2 separate regions of the Homo sapiens genome follow, and region 2 is linked to region 1. The links are chromatin loops, found by intact Hi-C in ENCODE. Cell type or tissue: thyroid gland. All regions are shown on one strand. Links, peaks and the distances in the headings refer to the core of each region. The heading gives the core; the rest is flanking DNA. Region 1 holds the start of TRARG1 (trafficking regulator of GLUT4 (SLC2A4) 1 (gene/pseudogene)). Region 2 overlaps PITPNA (phosphatidylinositol transfer protein alpha).

Region 1 (8,325 bases), core at 326-8,325:
TTGCAAGGGCTGCCTGCTGGGCCAGAGCCCAGAGGTGCTGGGGGAGCGCTGGGCTCTTGCCAACAGGAGAGGGAAGGGTTCCCCACAGCTAGCTCAGAGTGCGGATCCCACAGAAGCTAGAGAAACGCCATTAGGCGTAAACCCAGGGAGAGTTTCCCAGAGCACGTGGGGTGAGGCTCACCTCTACAGTTAAAAGTGCCTCTGCTGTCTGCAAACCCCAGCCCTGGCTGGCACGCTGAGCATCCTGTCCCCAGCCACAGCCCTTAGGGTTCCCAATTGCGCAGGGAGGCTGTGACACAGACCACGGGAAGGCTTTGACTCTATTGAGAGCGGACGTGGGTCTAGCCAGGAGCAGCAACGCAGGAGATGCTGGCCCCAGCCCTGCCCGCCGAGCCCCACAGTGCCACGGGCTGCCAGTGAGAAGGAAAGAGCCAGGCCTGCCCTGGTCCAGCCCCTGCTCAGCCGCCTCTCTCAGCCTCTAGTTCCTCCCCTCTGACATGAATGATTCCAGGATGGCTGTGAGGATTGTAAGTGGTTCGTAATGGACCGTTTCTGGCAAACAGAAGGTGTTCACAAGCTGTCATGTTTGTGTACTATAAGGATCCTGTGAGAAACCAGCTTGGACAAGGCTGTAGCCATGTTTCAGCCTCAGGTATTTATCCTCTGGAAACACAATATAAGGACCAGCAAGTCCTACTTTGCTAAATTCCAGAACTGAAAGAAGTAAGGGGGCCGGGTGTGGTGGCTCGCGCCTGTCATCTCAGCACTGTGGGAGGCCCAGAGGCAGGTGGATCACCTGAGGTCAGGAGTTCAAGACCAGCCTGGCTAACATGGTGAAACCCCATCTCTACTAAAAATACAAAAATTAGCTGGGTGTGGTAGCGCATGCACCTGTAATCCCAGCTACTCGGGAGGATGAGGCATAAGAATTGCTTGATCCCGGGAGGCAGAGGTTGCAGTGAGCCGAGATCGCGCGCCACTGCACTCCAGCCTGGCCAAAAGAGCGAGATTCTCTCAAAAAAAAAAAAAAAGAAAAGAAAAAGAAAGAAAGGTTCTTCTCCCCCATCCTATCACACTCTCAGCCTGGAAATAGCAAGGACACCCCTGCAGGCAGAATCCTGATGCGGCAGCCCCATGAGTTCAGTGGCAGGGATGTCACAGTTCTGGACTTCCAGCTCCTCACTGACCAGCTGAGTGATCTTGGGCCAATCACCTGGCGGCTTTGAGCCTCGGTGTTCCCGTCTGTATAATGGGCTAGAATAAGTACTTACTTCATAGGCTGTTTTGGAGAGTAAATGGGAGGATGCATTTAAAGCACTAGCACAGTGCTTGGCCCACGTAAACGCTGACTGAGTGGAGGCTGTTCAGACATATTCAGTTCACAAGGTTGTTACAAGGAGAGAATGCATGGGAAGCTGTTTTATCAACTGTAAAGTCTGGGACACATTGGCTGCTAGCATGGTTTTTCCGGGGCTGTGTGTTTGGGTGCTGTATGTTTGCCTAGGATTCTGAGTTTGTGATATGTACATATTTTGTGTGTGCTCACATAGATGTGTGGCTGCGTGGATATTTGTGTGGGTATCTATATACGTATCAACCTAACAGGTGCTTCCTCATCTCTCTGATGCCGCAGGGGATCCTGGGCCTGTGTAGCCTCCGTTACGTGCTGTTGAGGTTTTCTGGAACCCTTGCTTGATTTTTCTGTCTGCTTCCCAAGATCGTGTCCATTCTCCAAGATGACTTATATGTGGTGAAGAAAAGATTTTATGATTATTAAAAAATGGTGGTTTCCACTGAGATCACATGGGTTTGCCCAAATATTGTTTAAAAGGCACAATGATAGGCATGAAATGCATAGAGAAAGGAAAATGCCAGGAAGGAAAGACGCACGTGTAAGACAGAGCCGCCAAGCCATGGCTCACTGTAGCCTTGACCTCCTGGGCTCACGTGATCCTCCCACCTCAGCCTTCCTAGTAGCTGAGAATACAGGCGTGTGCCACCATGCCGGCTAATTTTTGTATTTTTTGTAAAGATGGGGTTTTGCCATGTTGCCCAGGCTGGTCTCAAATACCTGGGGCTCAAGTGATCCTCCTGCCTTAGCCTCCCAAAGTGCTGGCATTACAGGTATGAGGGGCCTGGCCTTAATTTTCTTTCTTTTTTTCTTTCTTTTTTTTTTTTTTTTTTTTTTTTTTGAGATGGAGTCTCGCTCTGTCGCCCAGGCTGGAGTGCAGTGGCGTGATCTTGGCTCACTGCAAGCTCTGCCTCCCGGGTTCACGCCATTCTCCTGCCTCAGCCTCCCGAGTAGCTGGGACTACAGGCGCCCGCCACCACGCCCGGATCATTTTTTTTCATATTTTTAGTAGAGACGGGGTTTCACTGTGTTAGCCAGGATGGTCTCCCGACCTCGTGATCCGCCCGCCTCAGCCTCCCAAAGTGCTGGGATTACAGAAATGAGCCACCGCGCCCGGCCTAATTTTCATTAGAGTCTTCATCATTGTTATTTTAAAAGGTGAAAAATTAGGCCCAGCCAACATGGCGAAACCCCGTCTCCACTAAACAAACAAAAATTAGCCAGGCATGGTGGCAGGAGCCTGTAATCCCAGCTACTTGGGAGGAGGCTGAGGCAGGAGAATCACTTGAAACCCAGAAGGCGGAGGTTGCAGTGAGCCGAGATAGCACCACTGCACTCCAGCCTGGGCAACAGAGTGAGATTTGGTGTCAAAAAAAAAAAAGTGCAAGATCAGTCTCCTTAGGAAAACTCCCAAGAGGAGTAGGGATGTGTTTTGAGCAAGGACAGAAAGGAGACGCATCCCCAGTGGGTTCCTTCAGGTGGACCCGCCTCCCTGGATGTGAAATTCTGGGGTGCTTGCTGATGGGCGCACGATTACGTCAATGTTTATCACACTTTACAAAAGGACGTGCGTGTGTGTGTGTGAATGAGTGTGCGAGTGTGTGTGAGTGAATGTGTGTGGGGGTGACTGTGTGTGTGTGAGTGAGGGTGTGTGAATGTGTGTGGGGGTGAGTGTGTGAGTGTGTGTGTGAGGGTGTGTGAATGTGTGTGGGGGTGAGTGTGTGGGGGTGATTGTGAGGGTGTGTGAATGTGTGTGGGGTGAGTGTGTGAGTGTGTGAGTGTGTGGGGGGTGAGTGTATGAGTGTGTGTGAGTGTGTGGGGTGACTGAGTGTGAGGGTGTGTGAATGTGTGTGGGGCGAGTGTGTGAGTGTGTGAGTGTGTGTGAATGTGTGTGTGGGGGGGGTGTGTGGGTGAGTGTGTGAGTGTGTGTGAGTGTGTGGGGGTGACTGAGGGTGTGTGAATGTGTGTGGGGGTGAGTGTGTGAGTGTGTGAGTGTGTGAGAGTGTGTGGGGTGAGTGTATGAGAGTGTGAGAGTGTGTGTGTGAGAGAGAGTGTGTGAGAGTGTGTGTGTGTGTGTGTGTGTACACAGATGTCAGGAGGCTACTCTCTCACTCCTGGAGCAGAACTCCTGAACGGGGCCCAGGAAGGCTTCAGTGAGAAGAGGAATTGGCTCAATTGCACCTTCCCTGTCAGCCCCGTAGGGTTTCCTGACACCCAGTGAGACGCCAAGGATGAAAGGGCTGTGGGGCAGAGATATGAGGAGGATGTTTCTCCTTCCCCTGGGCTTCGGCTTGAACTTGCTTATGCTTCTGAGGTTTCTTCCCCGCCCCACCTCACCCCCCAAAGGACCCCTCATGGGCAGGTCCACTCCCCCGCACTGTTCACATCCCTGTCCTCTCTCAGCATCCCTCGCATGTAGGGTGCTCAAAGGTTGGGGTCACCGCCGGGAGCCCAAATCCGCTGCTGCCTCCCTCGGGCTCCCTCCACTCTGGTCATTCCCCTCATCACTACCTGCCACGAGGTGGCGCTGAGACTCCAGCATCCCACACGGGCGGAGCAAACGTGGGTCCCTAATTACCCCCGACCCCAGCCCGCCCAGGCAACCTCGTGCCAGGGACTACTCTGGGGACTTCTTAGTTTTTTCTTTCCTCCTTTTATTCCATCAAGAATTTAACATATAGCCGGGTGCGGTGGCTCACGCCTGTTATCCCTGCACTTTGGGAGGCCGAGGTGGGCAGATCACCTGAGGTCAGGAGTTCAAGACTAGCCTGGCCAACATGGCGAAACCCTGTCTCTACTAAAAATACAAAAATTAGCCGGACGTGGTGGTGGATGCCTGTAATCCCAGCTACTCGGGAGGCTGAGGTAGGAGAATCGCTTGAACCCGGGAGGCAGAGGTTGCAGCAAGCCTAGAGCCAAGATCACAACACTGCACTCCAGCCTGGGCAACAGAGCAAGACTCTATCTCGTGAGCCACCGTGCCCAGCCTGAAACCCCAATTTTTATATGAAATGAATTTTTAAAATCATGTGTTGAGGCCGGGCGCGGTGGCTCATGCCTGTAATCCCAGAACTTTGGGAGGCAGAGGCGGGTGAATCACCTGAGTTCAGGAGTTTGGGACCAGCCTGGCCAACATGGTAAAACCCCATCTCTACTAAAAATACAAAAATTAGCCAGGCGTGGTGGTGCATGCCTGTAATCCCAGATACTCAGGAGGCTGAGGCCGGAGAATCGCTTGAACCTGGGAGGCGGAGGTTGCAGTGAGCCGAGATCGCGCCACTGCACTCCAGCTTGGTGACAGAGCGAGATTCTGTCTCAAAAAAAAATTTTTTTAATTTTCTACTAGGCACATTTTTAGAACGTAAAAATAAGCAGATGAAATCAATAATGTTGATTTTAATAACGTTTTATTTATCCCAATATATCCAAAATATTATCCTTTCAATATACAATCAATAAAAAGTATTAATGAGATATTTTCCATTCTTTTTGTGTTTGGACCCAGTTTTCGATGTCTTGTGTGTATTTTACATCTCAACTTGGATGAGTCACATTTCAAGGGCTCGGAAGCCACATGTGGCTAGGGGCTACCGAATTGGGCTGGGTAGCTGTCGTCCCTCCACCCAGGGGTCAGCTCCAAGGCTGTACCATGGCATTCTGCCCAACTGGATACCGGCTTGGAGCCTAAGGGGTCTCAGGGACCCACCTAGCCACCCTGTGAAGGAGCTTTCCTGTTATACAGGATTATCGTATTTCTGGACGCTCATAAGCAGGGGAGCCCAGCTCGCTCCCAGGCCCCACACCTGGCCTCCCTGAGGACTGAGAGGAGGACGAGGCGGCTCCCCAAGGTCTTCATTTTGCAAATAACAATGGGTTTCCTTTATTGAGCACAATTCTCTCTCTCTCTCTCTTTTATTTTTTTGAGAGGAGTCTCACTCTGTCACCCAGGCTGGAGTGTAGTGGCATGATCTCCACTCACTGCAACCTCTGCCTCCCGGGTTCAAGCAATTCTCCTGCCTCAGCCTCCTGAGTAGCTGGGATTACAGGCATGTGCCACCACACCCAGCTAATTTTTGTATTTCTAGTAGAGACGGGGTTTCACCACATTGGTCAGGATGGTCTCAATCTCCTGACCTCGTGATCTGCCCACCTTGGCCTCCCAAAGTGCTGGGATTACAGGCGTGAGCCACCATGCCCAGCCTGAGCAAAATTCTTAATTTAATATAGTCAAATTTATGAAACCTGCAAAGTTCTCCCAAAGCCACAAACATTGTTTTTTATTTGTTTGTTTGTTTGTTTGTTTTTAGTTGGAGTCTCATTCTGTCACCCAGGCTGGAGTGCAGTGGTGCAACCTTGGCTCACTGCAACGTTCGCTTCTTCCCAGGTTCAAGTGATTCTCCTGCCTCAGTCTCCAAAGTAGCTGTGGTTACAGGCACCCACCACCACGCTAATTTTTGTATTTTTAGTAGAGACAGGGTTTTGCCATGATGGCCAGGCTGGTCTCGAACTGCTGACCTCAAGTGATCCACCTGCCTCAGCCTCCCAAAGTGCTGGGATTACAGGCATGAGTCACCGTGCCCGGCTGAGTTTTCAAATCTTATTCATTTCCAGGTGTCCTTTCAGCCCCATATCTCCCACTGAGCTGTGCGGCAGGATCTCGGCTCACTGCAGCCTGGACCTCCCAGGCTCAAGCGATTCTCCTCCCTCAGCCTCCCAAGTAGCTGGGATTACAGGCATGTACCACCACGCCCATATATTTTTTGTATTTTTTGTAGAGATGGGATTTTGCCATGTTGCCCAGGCTGGTGTCAAACTCCTGGGCTAAAGCAGTCCTTCTGCCTCGGCCTCCCGAAGTGCTGGGTTTATGGGCATGAGCCATGGCATCCCGCCTGATCGTAGGATTTTAAACTATTTCATACAACCACTTTCAAACCACACACACACATCCGTGGCGGCTCCAGATCACACTTGTAAAACAATGTAAGGAGGGGCGTCAGGAATATAGAAAGAGATGCCGAGGATAGAGAAGAAGGCAGAGACAGAGGGAGAAAACCTAAGAGAGAACAAAGGAGGAGAATCCGATAGGACAAACAGCCTGAGGCCCTTCCGAGCTGGCATCTGCCCGGAGCAGCTGACCTAGGGGCTCTCTGCCACCGGCTCTTTAGCACCCCAGAATCGTTCTGATGGGCATGAGGTGGACCCAACACTCCCCCTTATCCTCTTCCCCACCTGGTGGTGAGCTACGTAGAAACCTACTCATGGGGCCCTGCTGGTCCATGCAGGGTCCAGGCAGGATCCAGGGGCTACCCTGGTGCTCACATCTCCCCTTCCCTTCTGGAGTCGGGAGCCAGGCTTTGGCCTGGATGCTCCCAGCGGTTGGGGGTCAGGGTCTGGGTGGGATGTAATAGGGGGCCCTAAGGTCCAGCATTTCCCAACAGAAAGAAAGAAGTACACGCTTGCTTTGGAAGAAGCAGCGGAGGGCTCAGTTCCCAGGACAGCTGAAGACACATCCCTGTGGGGCCCAAAGTGTCTTTCTCCCCATCCAGAGACCCTGCCCAGAGGAGCAGGCCCTGGAGCTGCAACAGAAACCGGAGGCTGGCCCAAGTCCCTCTGGGCTGGGCTGGGCTGGGCTGGGCAGAGCTGGGCTGGGCTGGGCTGGGCTGGGGCAGAGGCAAAATCCTGCCAGGGTGGTTCTCTGGGGAGAGGGGAATTGAAAAGGAAAAGCATCACCAAGGAGGGGGAGAGGGAGGGAGGCCGTGTGCGCACACGCACACACACACACACACACACACACACACACACACAGCCTCCCTGACTGAGCCTGAGCCTCCCTGGGAAGAGGCGCATTCTTCTCTCTGCTCTCTGAGCTTTCCGTTGCTTCCCTGCCCATCTGTGCTCTCAGCAGCACCAGCAAAGTTGGCCTCAAACTTGAACAAAGCTGCAGGCTCCAGCGTCTTTCTGGGAGCTCCGCGGGGGCAGCAGGCAGGCCCCAGCCTCTGAACTCAGCTGGCTTGAGAAGCTCAGCCCAACCCTTCCAGCACCCAGCCGGCCCTCCGTCTCCTGAGGGACGCCCCTGCCCCCGACCTGGAGGCCCTCAGTCTGGGCTGGGGAATGGCGCGCTGAGGTCCCTCCAGAGCCCCTTGTCCCAGCCTGGAGCTGCAGCCGCGCAAGGCCCAGGCCCCCATGGCCCACCCGGTGCAGTCCGAGTTTCCTTCAGCACAGGAGCCAGGCTCCGCCGCATTCCTGGACCTGCCGGAGATGGAGATACTCCTCACCAAGGCAGAGAACAAGGATGACAAGACCCTGAATCTGTCCAAGACCCTCTCGGGGCCTCTGGATCTGGAGCAGAACAGCCAGGGCCTACCCTTCAAGGCCATCTCCGAGGGGCACCTGGAGGCCCCACTGCCTCGGTCCCCCTCCCGGGCCAGCTCAAGGAGGGCGTCCTCCATCGCCACCACCTCCTATGCCCAAGACCAAGAAGCCCCCAGAGATTACCTCATCCTGGCCGTCGTCGCCTGCTTCTGCCCCGTCTGGCCCCTCAACCTCATCCCCCTCATCATTTCCATCATGGTAAGTGCTGGTCTTTGTTCCAGGGGCAGGGGCTGGGCCCAGGGGTCGGCAGGTGTTTCCCCCAGGCAGGCACCAAACACTGCCCAGGGTGTGGAGAAGAGAGAGCTGGGAGTGGGGGGCTTGGGGAAGACTCCTTTCCTCACTGGCCTCCTCCTTCCTCTTAGAGAGGGGCCCCGGGGCTGGAAGAGCTCCTGCTCTGTTCTCTCATCTCTGCTTCTGGGCATCAGAGCTCGACTTTGCACCTGTGTCTGCTGGGGAGGGGCCCTCAGGGAGCTGCCTGGCGATACATCCCGCGGGGCAGAAAGATAGCCAGGCTGGGGGTCTTGCTGTTTTAGGAGGGACGGGCGGTCCCAAAGGGTCATCGCCAAGTGGGGCTGTCTCAGCAGAGGTTGCACCGGACGGGG
Region 2 (8,327 bases), core at 211-8,210, 280 kb after region 1:
TCTTATCTCAGGTTACAGAACAACATGTACAGTATAAGCCCCCTGCTTTTTTTTTTTTTTTTGGTAGGTGTGTGGTTTGACGGAGTAGGAAAACATTTAGAATTTTTTTTTTTTTTTTGAGACAGTCTTGCTGTGTCACCCAAGCTGGAGTGTAGTGGCTCGATCTTGGCTCACTGCAAGCTCCTCCTCCCAGGTTCAAGAGATTCTCCTGCCTCAGCCTCCCGAGTAGAAGGGACTACAGGTTCCCGCCACCACGCCCGGCTAATTTTTTGTATTTTTAGTAAAGACAGGGTTTCGCCATGTTAGACAGGATGGTCTCAATCTCCTGAGCTCATGATCTGCCCGCCTCAGCCTCCCAAAGTGCTGAGATTACAGTGGCGTGAGCCACCGTGCCTGGCCTAGAAAGATTTTTTAAAATTAAAATGAAAATGGTACATATATTCCTTTTCCTTTTTTTTGTTTGTTTTTGTTTTTTGAGATGGAGCCTTGCTCTGTCGCCAGGCTGGAGTGCAGTGGCACGACCTCAGCTCATTGCTTCCTCCATCTCCTGGGTTCCAGCAATCCTCCTTCCTCAGCCTCCTAAGTAGCTGGGACTACAGGCATGCGCCACCACGCCCAGCTAATTTTTGTATTTTTGGTAGAGATGGGGTTTTGTCATGTAGGCCAGGCTGGTCTCGAACTCCTGACCTCGGGCAATCTGCCTGCCTCAGCCTCCTAAAGTGCGGGGATTACAGGCGTGAGCCACCGCGCCCAGCCGTCCTTGGTTTCTAACAGATAATCTGTCCAGTCTTTGGCAAGCTCTGGCAACCTCATCAGCTTTAGTGCCTCAGGCCTAAGAAAGAAGAGCAAACTAGAGCAGAGAGCTAACCTGGAGCACTTGGGGCGGCCTCTGTGATTCACGAACTCACTGCCATCCCCATTCAGGCGAGTATTTCTAGGTCCAGGCAGGGGGACACACAGAGAAACCAAACAGATGTGGCTCCCACCCTCAAGGAGTTTCCGGTCTACTGGGGCGTGTAACTAGACAAGGCCAAGCACAACACTGTAAGTTCATGCCATAATGCGGTGGGCACAGGGCCCTGGGTGGCGGAGTGCTGTGAGAACACAGTGGGGGACATGCAGTGCACCGGGCAGGCTCTGCGAGGAAAGTCAGGATGAACCAACACATGGGACAATGAGTGGGGCTAAGCTAAGAGACAGATGGGAGTGGGGTGGGAAAAGCTGGAGAAAAGAGGGACAAGTTCAGAGTAACCGGTGCAGGTACAAGGTGGGGAATTCAAGGAGACACCTGAAGCTGGATCCTAAAAGATTTTTTTGTTTTTTTTTTGAGACAGGGTCTCACTCTGTGGCCCAGGCTGGAGTGCAGTGGTGTGATCATGGCTCACTGGCAGCCTTGACTTCCTGGGCTCAGGTGATCCTCCCACCTCAGCCTCCCAAGTAGCTGGGACTACAGGTGCACACCACTATGCCTGGCTCATTTTTGTATTTTCTGGTAGAGACAGGGTCTTGCTATGTTGCCCAGGCTGGCTAAAAGGTCCTATAAGTTATGTCAGACAGCACGGACTTCGTCCTGAAGGCAAAGGGAAGCCGTCAGCAGTTTTGGCGCTGGGAGTGACAGACCATCCAGACTGAACACTTGAAGCGGTGCGGAGAACTGAAAGGCAGGGAGACTCGTTAGAAGCTGCTGTAGTAATCCAGGCAAGAGGTGGCAAGGAAGGGACATGTTGGAGACGCTGAGGAGATGGAGTCAGCAGGACCTGATGGGACACGAAGGGCAAGTGAGAGTGTTGCGGGGCGGAGTCAGCGGGACCTGATGGGACACGAAGGGCGAGTGAGAGTATTGCGGGGCGGAGTCAGCGGGACCTGATGGGACACGAAGGGCGAGTGAGAGTGTTGCGGGGCGGAGTCAGCGGGGCCTGATGCGATAAGAAGGGCGAGTGAGAGTACTGCAGGGGAGCTCTGCTTTCTGCTTTGGGCAGCCAGATGGCTGACACAGTAAAGCTTCTCTTGTCACCATGGGGAGAGGTAGTGGTGGCAGTCACTGCTGGCCTTTTCTTTTTCTTTTTTTTCTTTTTTTTTTTTTGTAAGAGACAGGCGGGATCTCATTCTGTGGCCCAGGCTGGAGTGCAGTGGCGTGACCATGGCTTACTGCAGCCCTGACCTCTTGGGCTCGGGTGATCCTTCCACCTCAGCCTCCTGAGTAGACAGGACTACAGACACTCGCCACCACACCAGCCTAATTTTGTTTATTTTTTGTAGAGATGGAGTCTCGCTATGTTGCCCAGGCTGGTCTCAAACTCCTGACCTCAAGTGATCCATCCGTCTCGGCCTCCCAAAGTGCTGGGATTACAGGCGTGAGCCCCCGAAGCACCCGGCCAGGTTCCATCTTTCATATGTAGAGACCTCGTCTCTGTCAGTTTGGTTGGACCAACTTAGTCTTGAGGAAACAATTGGTCCCTTCTACCTAAAATACCAACTTCACCATCTCTTTTCAAAATCCTCTTTAAGAAATACAAATACCAGAGGAGGAGCAAAACGAGACATGGAGAAAAAGTGTGCTGGTGAGGAGACTGAGTGATGGTGAGGTTCCTCCCCGCTGGACAGCACTGCTCTCCTCGCACCCCGGCACTGAGGTCCTGGACCCTCTGGCGAGGAGACTGGGTGACGGTGAGGAGACTGGGTGATGGTGAGACTCCTCCCCGCTGGACAGCGCTGCTCTCCTCGCACCCCGGTACTGAGGTCCTGGACCCTCTGGCGAGGAGACTGGGTGATGGTGAGGTTCCTCCCCACTGCACAGCACTGCTCTCCTCGCACCCTGGCACTGAGGTCCTGGACCCTCTGACACCATCAAAGTGACAGACCACAGTGAAGTGGGGCTTTTTCCAAATGAAAGTCAATTGATTTCAGTTCAGTTTAGAGACTAGAAATTAAGATCCAGCTTTCAGTTTCACAGCAGTGTGGATGGACTTAAATGTCACTGAACTGTATACTTAAAAATGGTTAAAATGGTGAATTTTATGTTACGTGTACTTTATCACAATTTTTAAAAAGATTCAGGTTTACCTTTACCAGTTCTGGATAGCTTCTAAAACTAGCTTGGTTTGACTTCCACTCAAGCTGATGTATAATTAATACCATCAACGCCCTTTGGGTCTGCTCACAGTTTGCTGAAACATTACTGTTTTCGTTAGGGATTTAGCAAATTTGTGTAGTTTGATATGGATTCCAGTACACAAATCAGTTCAAGCTTCATTTAAAAATGCTGATGCCTTTGATCCAAAGAGAGGTACCAAAATTTCTCTAGCGATCGATTTCACGATATCAGAATTAAAAACCCTACCAGCCCAGCAATTCTAGGAATTCAATTTTAGGAATATTTGCTAAAAATCTGCATATACAAGTACATCAGAAGATCTACACAGAAGGAGTTTTACTGGATTATGTAGGCATCTGGAAATGACTAGAAATATGCGTCAAGACAGGAGGGTTCAACAACCTATAGCACTTCTGTCCCCCATGATACTGTGAATCCTACACGGACTTCAGAGACCGAGGCAGACAGAACAGGCTGGGAGAGGAGGCCATGATAAGTAACAACAAAAAAGGAATAGTATATTCCCATCTATATAAATGTGAGTATAACATTTATACAGTCAGTATATAACTATTAATTGTTAGGATATAACAATTAGTATAATCCCATCTATATAAAACAATAAAGGAAATAACACTCATTCACACACACACAAAAGCCAGCATCCGGCCCCGCTGCTCATGCCGCATACCTCTGCAGGTGGTAGATCTTGTGTGTGTACTGGCCTTTCTCACCGTCCTTCTCGTAGGGCTCATTCACCAGGACCTCCACGCCTTCGCCACCACCCGTTTCATTTTTACTGGCCTCAGCCACAGAATACAGCTGCCCCACTTGATACTAAAGGACAGAGACAGATGTTATTCTCAACACGGACCCTTCTCAACGGTTACACGTAATCCAGCTGCCAGTAAGTGTCTAACTGGATCTCCCTGGGGTCTCCTCATGCAGGAGCTGGTTCTGGAGTTTCACATCAGGCCTTGCCCAAACCCACCCAAAGCAACTGACAGTGCTGCTCCATGGCCCCTCTTGACCCATCAGACGTGTTTAGTTCATCCTTCTCATTTTCACACCACCCATCAGGGTTTATTTTTATTTATTTATTTTTTTTGGTAGAGACAGGGTCTTGCTATGTTGCCCAGGCTGGTCTCAAAACTCCTGGTCTCAAGCCATCCTCCCACCTTGGCCTGCCAAAGTGCTGAGATTATAAGCATGAGCCACCGTTCCCAGTCAATCCATCAGGATTTAAAGAGGCAGGTGAGTCTACTTAACCTGACACCACCACGCAGAAAACAGATTAGAGTCCAAAGGAGCTTTTGTGCTAAGCCTGCTTCTGGTATTAAGACCCCAGAAGACCTAGGTTGGTTGCTAGAAATCACTGGATCTCACCCATTTAAATAGATCCTAAGACTTGATTTCTTGTCAAAGAAAGGTGCTCAGCGCTCTGTGAAATCCGCAACCTCTATCGTAAAACTGGCTCATCTACTCGCTTCTTCTCTAGTCTTAGGCCTCTCCTCACCCCGCAAGTAGCTCTTTCAGGCAATGAAACCTCTTGACATTTTCCAGATTCCTGGTGGGGCCAAGCAAGTATTCCTGCTTCCCACATGAGATATTACAGATTCCTGCCCCACAGTCTGTGCCGGCTGGGTGCACCCTCTGTGTTGGCACTTACTACATGGCAAAAACCTAGTTTTCCTTTATTTGGGTCACATGCCACCCTATCAAGTCACCAGTCAACATGATTGGCCTCCTCTGACCCTGTCAGGATGGGCCAATGACCTAGGCAGTGCCCAGACTTAGCCCTTCCGCCTTCTTCTCTGAGAAGCTGTCCAGAGGAGAAAACAAGGTGAAAAGAAAATGAACAGCAACATTTGAGGCAGGAAATTATGTCTACACCAACGGATGTGTCTTTCCTACCGCTGCCGGTGCTAATCAGGCATGGCTGCTTAGGGAGTATGAGAAAAAGGAAAAAAGCTATGGGATTACCCAACATGCTGGGGGGTGGAGGGGGACAAAGGGTTTCCTCGAGCTCTATGCCCAACTCCTGGCACCCCCGGGGGGAAGACAAGGGTGTTTCTCTATTTTTTTTTTTTTTTTTTTTTTTTTTTAGACAGAGATCGCACAGTGGTGCGATCTCAGGTCACTGCAACCTCCGCCTCCTGGGTTCAAGTGATTCTCCTGCCTCCTGCCTCCTGCCTCAGCCTCCGAAGTAGCTGGGATTACAGGGACTGGGTTTTTCTCTCTTTGAGATTAAAACAGAAAGGATGTATCTCTAGGCAACTGCTACTTAAATCACTGCCTCCAACAGCAAGGACAGAGGCAGCTTCCAGAGCTGCTTCGCCTCAAACTTAGAAACCTGCTCTACCAGGCAGCTTCCTAAGCACTGCAGGGAAATTTCTGGGCAAAATCTGGAAAGTGAAGCAGAGGACGAGGACAATTCACTGCTCACCACAAGGCTGAAAGAGCCCTAACTTTCAAAGCAAAATCCCAGAACAAAATGCCATGAAAAGGGGCAGCAATCGAGGCTCAGTGAAATCCATACAGAGGAACATATGGGTGAAAGCCAGTCACCTTGACCTTGCTAATCCTAAGCTGCATCAGTGCTGCCTCAATGCCCCCCTGGAGCCCCAAGCTGTCCCTGTGCCTCTCCAAGTCCACCACCCAGCTAGGCACACATGAAAACCCGTCAGGTGGGTCAGGGCTTGGCTGAGCCAGGGGTGCCTAAGAAGGAGCAGTAACTCCGTTTCAGAGAAGAGCCGTAAGAACATCTAACCACTGACTCAGCAATCCTAAAGGACAGGCTGGGGAGAGGGCCTGGTGGAGGGGGCGAGGTTCCCAGCTAGTGGTACCACTTGGGAAGGGGGACCCCAGGCAGAGACTAATCGCCTTCATTTGGTTTCTCTTCAGCTGCAGGAATCAGAGGGCAGGTTCTAAGAGGATCAGCCTGTTGGCTGGCATCTTCCCCCTTCAATCTCTCTTGATATTCTGATCCTTTAATCCCAATGAGACAAGTGAAGGCAGTTTTGTTAATCTAAAGGGGTAAGCAAGACTGGCCTGCACAAGCTACAAGTGAAGGGCGCTTTTCACGTTAGAGTTCCTTTTGGCACAGCTGCTCTGCCCCCTGGGAAAGCAGCCAGACTCGGATGGGGCAGAGATAGGAGTGGGAGGGTCAGATCATTAAATCAGATTTAAAAAACTCCAACAGGACTGGGAATCTAGCCTCCTCAGACCTGCGATGATGTTCCTTGCTCTTGAGATCTGTTCACCTATCCCAGAGAACTAAGACATTCAACTAAGAAAAACAGACTCCACAACTTTGGCAATCTGGGAGGGGGAGCCCAGTGGGTGGGCCTGAAATACTGACATGAAACACGTCATAAACAACAGTACAGCTTTGGTCCCACCAACATGGCCCTGTCAGGCTGGGTACCAGAGGGGGACTGGTGCCGTGAATCTCTGGAAACAAGAAGTGAAGCAGCCCGGCCGACCTGTGCCAGGAAGCACTGGTGGACACACCCCGTCAAACAGCCAGGGCTTTCTCGCTCTGCTGCACAACGCCCAGACACTCAGGGTTAGACCAAAGGCTCTGGCCACCCAGAAGCTAATTCTGCCCCCAAAATATTGATGCAGGCCATCGGAATGATTACAAAGGCATGACCTTCTCTTTCCCTTTCTTCACTTTCCCCTAAATCAGAAAACTGCAAAGGCCTCAAGTCATGGCCTCCAATTTAGGAAGTGAATCCACCAGTCACAAGATGCTGAGCTGTTCCCATAGAAACTGTTAAGTCAGGATGGGGATGGGGTTACTGACAAAGACTCTGAGAAGGTTGATCATGAATTGTTTCTTCTTCGGCCTTCCCCTCCAAGATTTTTCTAATTCTCTGAAACTAAGTTCCGCTTCGACCCTACCCAGGCCACGTGGTACTTTCTTGTCAATGGTTTCTTGCTGAGAACGGGCTGACCACTGCCAGGCAGACAGGTGAATCCTGATCAGCACTCACTTCCCAAGCTTCTGCTTAGACTTCAGGCTCTGATTACTCAACTCCGCCCCACCACTTCCTCAATGCTGCAGAAAAACCATCACAAGTGAACACCCGCCAACTGTGGATGCTCTCAAGGTGGAAGTTCCCCTTTCCTTCCAGTCTTGGCCCCACCATAAGCCATCAGTGTCTGGCCCTTCAGCCTTACTCCAAGAACAGCCCCAGGTGCTCCAGGACAGGCTGGCCCTCCTTGGTCTGCAGCACTTCTCAGAGACACTCTCGCCCTTCGTTCCATCAAGAAACTCCCTATCAAAGGATCCATTTCACCCCTAATCACCACACTAAGGAAATCCCGAGTTCCTGGGGCACATCTTCCTAACGATCGGGGTGGGATCATCCTGTACAGCAGAGAGGACGTCACTGGACACCTCCCCAAGAGCTGAGTTTGAGGGCAAGGGACGCGCTGGGCTTTCCTGCTTGGCCTTCTGGTTTGGAAAATCATCGCTTGCTATTTTCAATAAAGACAGCACAGGCTGGGTGAAGTGGTTGACATCTGTAATCCCAGCACTCTGGGAGGCTGAGGCAGGAGGACTACTTGAGGCAAGACCAGCGTGGACAACAGAGTGAGACCCTATCTCCACTATTTAAAATAAATATTATAAAATAAAAAAAATAAAGACAGCATGGCCAAAGCAGGTGGGTTAACAAGACCCTTCCAAGCCAACACCTGTCAGCCCAGGCACCTGGTTCTCAGGCCCCAGGTACATCCCCAGTGCCTACAGGGATTAGAGCCATCTACCCAGCCATTCCCTCATTCTCCCTGGTTCCCAGGTTCCCCAGTCTCGTTTCTCTTTTCTGCCCTTCCCAGAACCCCAAGATCACGGTCAAGGCCCACCTCTGGCCCCCTCCCCAGGTCCCCACAGCTCTTATCAGATATGTAGCCCACCCCTGGAGGCAGTCCTCTAAAGGGCCAGTGTCTGCCCACCCCTCTCGGGGGCCAACAAGCCTGGATGTCTGTCTCAACTAAATGTGCTGCAGGCTCTGCTGGCCTGATTTCATTTTTCAAAGGTGCAGTTCATATTGGGAACAGAGTGGAAGTTATCACAGGAGCTTCATGCTGACACTGCAGGAAAGAGAGACGGAGCCCAGTGACTGGAGGCACTATACTGGCTGACGAACCTCACCCAAACTCGAGTTTAACTGGAAGCTGGGGCGGGGTGGGGCTGTGATTTCAGAAGGAAGCAAAGAACAAGGCT

Evidence for each region. Peaks named below come from ENCODE experiments on the same cell type or tissue, not always from the same donor. Only the 100,000 strongest peaks of a DNase experiment are listed, where the experiment ranks them.
Region 2: it touches region 1 in a loop (2.4-fold over the local background); 7 of 110 quality-filtered maps call a loop at or near these places.

The regions. Positions count from the first base shown.
Region 1 is chr17:1,272,468-1,280,792 of GRCh38, forward strand. TRARG1 (trafficking regulator of GLUT4 (SLC2A4) 1 (gene/pseudogene)) reads left to right here and starts at 7,195. Exons shown (of 3, transcript NM_172367.3): 1 at 7,195-7,921. The coding sequence starts at 7,535. In thyroid gland, for the core only: a CTCF peak has its summit at 3,871 (motif pointing right); a DNase peak (open chromatin) is centred at 3,874.
Region 2 is chr17:1,549,219-1,557,545 of GRCh38, forward strand. It overlaps PITPNA (phosphatidylinositol transfer protein alpha), which reads right to left. Exons shown (of 12, transcript NM_006224.4): 3 at 3,786-3,931. Among named protein-coding and RNA genes, the nearest start is that of PITPNA, 9.4 kb to the right of the region's middle. RefSeq lists enhancers at 1,409-2,323, 6,598-6,667 and a silencer at 7,084-7,284. In thyroid gland, for the core only: no CTCF peak of the experiment used is centred there; DNase peaks (open chromatin) are centred at 4,673 and 6,565; H3K27ac peaks cover 2,599 bases.